2 separate regions of the Homo sapiens genome follow, and region 1 is linked to region 2. A link is a contact called in ENCODE Hi-C or POLR2A ChIA-PET data. All regions are on one chromosome and are shown on one strand. The core of a region is the stretch at or near the end of the contact, and the rest is flanking DNA. Distances in the headings are between cores, read along the strand shown.

What was found. Hi-C counts contacts between places; a loop is a spot of excess contacts on that map. ChIA-PET counts read pairs that join two places held with the same protein, here RNA polymerase II (POLR2A). Pooled maps may share reads with other maps.
Region 1: a map of Caco-2 shows a loop between it and region 2 (2.8-fold over the local background). The contact joins two enhancer-like sites. A Hi-C loop is called at or near these places in 3 of 168 maps with a recorded cell type or tissue (Caco-2, mammary epithelial cell and tibial artery) and 1 of 50 pooled maps. POLR2A ChIA-PET finds 5 or more read pairs at or near these places in 2 of 52 experiments (OCI-LY7 and T-cell).

What each region holds. Positions count from the first base shown.
Region 1 is chr13:73,209,245-73,211,944 of GRCh38, forward strand. No RefSeq gene overlaps it. Among named protein-coding and RNA genes, the nearest start is that of KLF5, 150 kb to the left of the region's middle. Within about 2 kb of position 1,332, at least 3 of the 41 ENCODE cell types and tissues checked have a DNase peak (open chromatin) inside an H3K27ac peak, as active enhancers do.
Region 2 is chr13:73,167,858-73,170,557 of GRCh38, forward strand. It overlaps the pseudogene RNU7-89P. Among named protein-coding and RNA genes, the nearest start is that of KLF5, 110 kb to the left of the region's middle. RefSeq lists an enhancer at 1,990-2,561. Within about 2 kb of position 1,399, at least 5 of the 41 ENCODE cell types and tissues checked have a DNase peak (open chromatin) inside an H3K27ac peak, as active enhancers do.

The DNA.
Region 1 (2,700 bases), core at 82-2,581, 41 kb after region 2:
ATATATATAGAATATATATATAGAATATATATAGAATATATATATATATATGCAATTTACACAGAAAAAGAAAACGTGTCGTCACAGATCTTAGCTTTCAGGAGGAAATTTATACTCCTTAGCTTAACACACAAGGCCTTTCATGGTCTAGGGACTGCCTTTCTCTAGTCTCACCTCTCCAAAATGCATCCACACTGATACTCACCCTTCACTGGGGTCATACAGAACCATATGATCATGTCATGCTCTTCCTTGCAAACCTGTTTCTTCTCCTGTGTTTCCTTTTTAGTGCACCTCCTATTTTTTTTTACCTCCTATGTTTTTTTTTTTCAAATCTGTCTAATACCTTTCTGTGCCACCACTCCGATGGAAGCCACCACCACATCTTAATCGAATTCAACTAAAATAGCGTTCTGACTAGTTTTCCTGCCCCTAATCTTGCCTCCATCCAATGTGTTCTCCATTCAACAGCGACAGTGATCTCTTAAAAGTACAAATTTAATCTTGTTCTTCTTAAAGCTTTTCACTGGGTGCTCTTTGTTGTTAGAATAAAATCTCCAAAGCTCTGCAGCCTCATTGCTCTAAGAGCTCAGCAGCAGCATATCTATAACAGACTTGGTGGTGGGGTGCAGTGGTCAGAAAAGAAGTAATCCCTCCAGGGCTGTACTTCCCTTGGCGCATTCTTCTTCCATCTCCTTATCTGGTTAAGTCCTACTAATTATTCCATCACCATTTTATCAAAACTTTCCTTGGTCCATCTAGATCCCACTCCTCCTCCAACTACTGATTTCTGTTTTTTATGGTTAAGAGTCAGTCTGTCTGGGTTTGAATTTGGCTCTATTCTTTACCAGCTGTGTAACTGCAGGCAAGCAACTTGGCCTCTCTGTGCCTGTTTCCTTATTAGTTGTGAGGAATTATAAATATAATGCTTAGAACATCACTTGGCAACAGAGTAGGGTTCAGAAAGTGTGGTAGCCTGGCTATAATCTGTTCTGTGCCTTTGTAACCCCAAACATAAATGTAATTAATGGATTATATTGGCACCACTAGGTCTGTAGTGTCTAATACAAATATTTGTTGAATGACTGTTGCTTCCCTTGTTTGGAATGCATTTGTACTCTTTCTGCTTACCTTTCTCCCTATAGTCAATCAATACATACATCTTGTTCCAACCTCAGCTCGGGCCCTGTTCCACCAAAAGCCTCCCCAGATCGTGGCATCCCCTCTGAAGCAGAGATTCCTCCTCTGGCTCCTAAAGCTCCTATTGTTCCCATTTTATTTGAACTGCCTCTCTCTCTCATTAGACTGTGATCTCTGTGAGCACTGTAAGTTCAGAAAAAAGCGCCCAGTGGTGTTGAATCATTGGATTGGTGTCTCCAGGGTCACCGTGCTATTATGAGGATCAAATGGTAAGTTCTCAGTAATTTTCCTACCTCAAGAGTCAACCTGAAGTTTCGCAACAAAAGTGAAAGAGTCAAGATTCTCTGATATAATTCTGGCAGTAAATAAAGACTTAGAACTCAGTGATATAAGGGGTTCTTGGGCGCAGGAAAATGGAAATGTGTTTGAAAACTTTTAGGTGAAAGGTTGACAGCTGATAAGGCTGGGGAAGTTTAAGAGGCACATACTTGCATTGTGTGTGTAGGAATAAAATTGGAGTGAAAACAGGTAGTGTATGCTTCTCAAGGGCTTTATCCTTTTAAATATCTCAAGACATCTTGTATGTTATTGGTACACAAAAAATGCCTAGTAAGTGCTTATTGGATGAGCACAAAGGAACAGCAGAGACTAGAGCAAGAAAGAACTTTACATGTGTCCAGTCCAACACCTTCATAATGAATGAAAATGATTTTCTTAGAAGATTTCAAAATAAGAGATACAAATTTTTGTGTTTTAGGGATACTGTTAAAAATTTAACTAGAACTCTATAGACCAGGAGTAAAGATCATTTTCTAAGTACAGTCAGAACTTTAATGGCAGAGAAAAAGCATATTTCGGGGTTTTCTTTACAAATGGAAGATGGGATTTTTATGTTCAAAGGACGTGTTCCTTTGAATTTTTGTACTAATCTGGAATGGCCAGTAAGTTCTGAATCACAGTGAGAAATTCAGCTCACATCTTTCCCAGCTGTGGCAAATGCCCCACATCTCATGGGGAAGTCTTTAAACACTGGTTGGTCCTGGGCTCCTGAGATTGCTCAAGTGTTAGCCCTCCTGGCCATGGGGAAGTTTGTTTGTTTGTTTGTTTGTTTGTTTTCCTTTTTGAGACAGAGTCTCGCTCTATCACCAGGCTGGAGTGCAGTGGCGTGATCTCGGCTCACTGCAGCCTCCGCCTCCTGGGTTTGAGCAATTTTCCTGCCTCAGCCCCCCAAGTAGCTGGGACTACAGTCGCCCACCACCACGACTGGCTAATTTTTTGTATTTTTAGTAGAGACGGGGTTTCACCATGTTAGCCAGGATGGTCTCGATATCCTGACCTCGTGATCTGCCCACCTCAGCCTCCCAAAGAGCTGGGATTACAGGCGTGAGCCACTGCTTCCGGCCCATGGGGCAGTTTTGAGGTCATTTACTTCCATTTTGTTTTCACTTCACAGTAGAGACTAAGGTTCAAGTCATATGACTAGGAAAGACCACAGCAATTTAGAACCATTTGAATTCAGTGGGTACCTCTAGTATAGAATATATACATTTAGAAAAAACA
Region 2 (2,700 bases), core at 149-2,648:
ATGAGAAAAATAAAATAATAACAGATAGTGGTTTGGGGAGTGTGTTGAGTAAAAAAAAAAAAAAAAAAAAAAAAAAAAAATTAGCTTCAGTTCATTGATCCAAAGGCATAGCTCTGTACCTTTTTGAATATAAGGAATTCAGAAAAATGGGGGCAGAAGGTCAGATTGAGTTTGTTATATTATTATTTGTTTACATGTCTGTGTCTTTCTTTTGTGTGTGTGGCAGGTGGGGGAGGGTTTCCAGTAAATATTGGAAAACCTGCTAGACAAATTTTAAAAGACCTGTAATAAGTATGTGTTTGTTTCTTTAAAAAAACTTTTTTTTTTTTTTTTTTTTTTTTTTTTTTTTTGTCCCCTGTAGAGACAGGATCTCACTATGTTTCCCAGGCTGGTCTTGAACTCCTGGCCTCAAGCAATCCACCTGTCTCAGCCTCCCAAAGTGCTGGGATTAGAGCATGTGTGTGTGTGTCTAAGAGTAGACTATGAGCTTCTTGGTGGCAGAACCTTATTCATGTTTCTTTCCCATTGTCTGGCATGGCACTGTGTGTAGCTTAGTAACAATGATGGTTGTGATGATGCTGATAATGGCCTCTATTACTCAGCTTCCTGTATGCCAGGCACTATGCTAACTGCTTTGCATACATTACCTTATTTAATTCTCATAACAATCCAGGTGGAAAGTAACAAACAGTATATTATGTCCATATGTTGTGAGGAAACTGAGGCTTAAAGATATTCATGGACATGACCATGGTCACACAGCTAGTGAAGTGTTGGACCTGGAATCTAAAACCATTTCTGTTCTTTGTCCCAAGCCCATGTTGTTTATTACTATGCTCTATATTTGTTGCCTGAATTAATGACAGAGTGGTTAACCAAGGTCCCCTGTCCTACCCAGGCCCTGTGACTCAGTAAAGAGTTAAAATGTGACAAACAGAACTGGACAATGGTGATGTCCTAGAATGAACCAGTTTTATTCACCAGTAGAAGAGAAACTTTCAGTGTGGGTAATAAGAGATTGAGGGACGACCTGTGTCAATGGATAGCTCCAAATGAGAGGAGTGCAGTGGGTTTAAGAGAAAGAGGGGAGAAAAGAAAGTACCATAAAAGGGAAACTTAAACAAAGAGCAAAGTAGAAAAAAAAATTCTTTTGAGAGGAGGTCATTTTTCATTCCCAGAAACTTCCAAAGTGATGCTTTTAACCCCACATCTGGTTCAGATTCCTGCTCGAATGCTCAGAGGTAGAACAACAAAGCAAGTGGAAAGGTTTGGGCACGCCTCTGTCCGTGGAGCTGCCCTCCCTGCGCCCTTCCCCCTGAGGAATATCTGCTTTGGAAGCAAATGATGGAAAGTTTTGTCCAGGTTGCCTTCCCTCACTTTTGCGCGTGGGTGTGAGTTTGTGTACCCGATTCTACTGTGAGGAGTTCAGGTTGCTTTACCTGCTGTTGCGTCTTAACAGGGTGAGACATGTGCCTGTGGTTACAGGCCTGTCCCAGGAGAACTTGTCCTACTGGATATGGAAATCATTCAAGCAAAGTGGGAGGCTAGGTTGTCTTATTTTCGTGCCGATACTTGGGTTGCTTTGCTGAACTGAAGCATGAGAGAGAGATGGGATGAGAAGCAAACCATTTGCATGTATCATTCCTCCTGCAGTTCTGGAGCTGTTAGCCAAAAGTGCCATTTTCACAGACAAAAGGCAGGAAAAAGAAATGTCCCCCATCAAAAAAAATCACAGGTTTTCCCAGTTTTTACTGTCTTCCTAGCTCTGGGTCTCACAAATCTAATGGCTCTCAAGCTTTTCAAAGTGATTCTTTTCAGATTTTCTTCTTTCATCCTTGAGTCTCTATTAGAACTGTCCTCTGACTCCATTTGACTGATAACTTTTGATAAACTGACTGGAGCCTCCGTATTGGCTTGCTACAGATTTGCTATAAGAAAAGGTAACTCGCTTTCATAAGGCCAATATCAGCATCCACTAATGCAAGGCGTTTTTCCTCTAATGTGATTACATAAGAATTAATGATGGGTAAACACCAATGTGAAGAGATTTAATTTGGATAAACATTATGAAGCTTGTCTGCTTAATCAGGGTTTATCTCATCTTTTCTGTTTTTTTTCTTTCTTTTCTTTGTGCTGCAAATTTTCCAAGAACAGGGACCAGTGTACTATTCTGCCTACTTCCTTGAACAGGGCAGACAGGAACATTGTGAGACCCAGCATTCTTGTGATACTTTAATAACTTCCACTTCCGGGGAAACAAAAGAGGATACAGATGCATGCAAATGCAAAACCGAGCAAGATACCAGCTGAGCTGACTTAACACCCTCCCTCCCACCTCCTAGCCATGAAGGTGCTAGTGGGGAGAAGCAGTTCTTTGGAGGAGTTGAGGTATTTCTCCTCTCAATCTTGGGTTGCTCTTGACTAGCATGTAGCAGAGGACCTGTGACAGCTTTTTGCTTTGAGAGCTTTTACCCAGAGGATAGCCTTATTTACCACCCCTTCCCCTCAACTCACAGGCTTTTCTTTCTTTCTTTTTTTTTTTTTAGACAGAGTCTTGCTCTGTCGCCCAGGCTGGAGTGTAGTGGCATGATCCCGGTTCACTGCAACCTTCGCCTCCCAGGTTCAAGTGATTCTCCTGCCTCAGCCTCCCGAGTAGCTGGGACTATAGGTGCGTGCCACCACGCCTGGCAAATTTTTGTA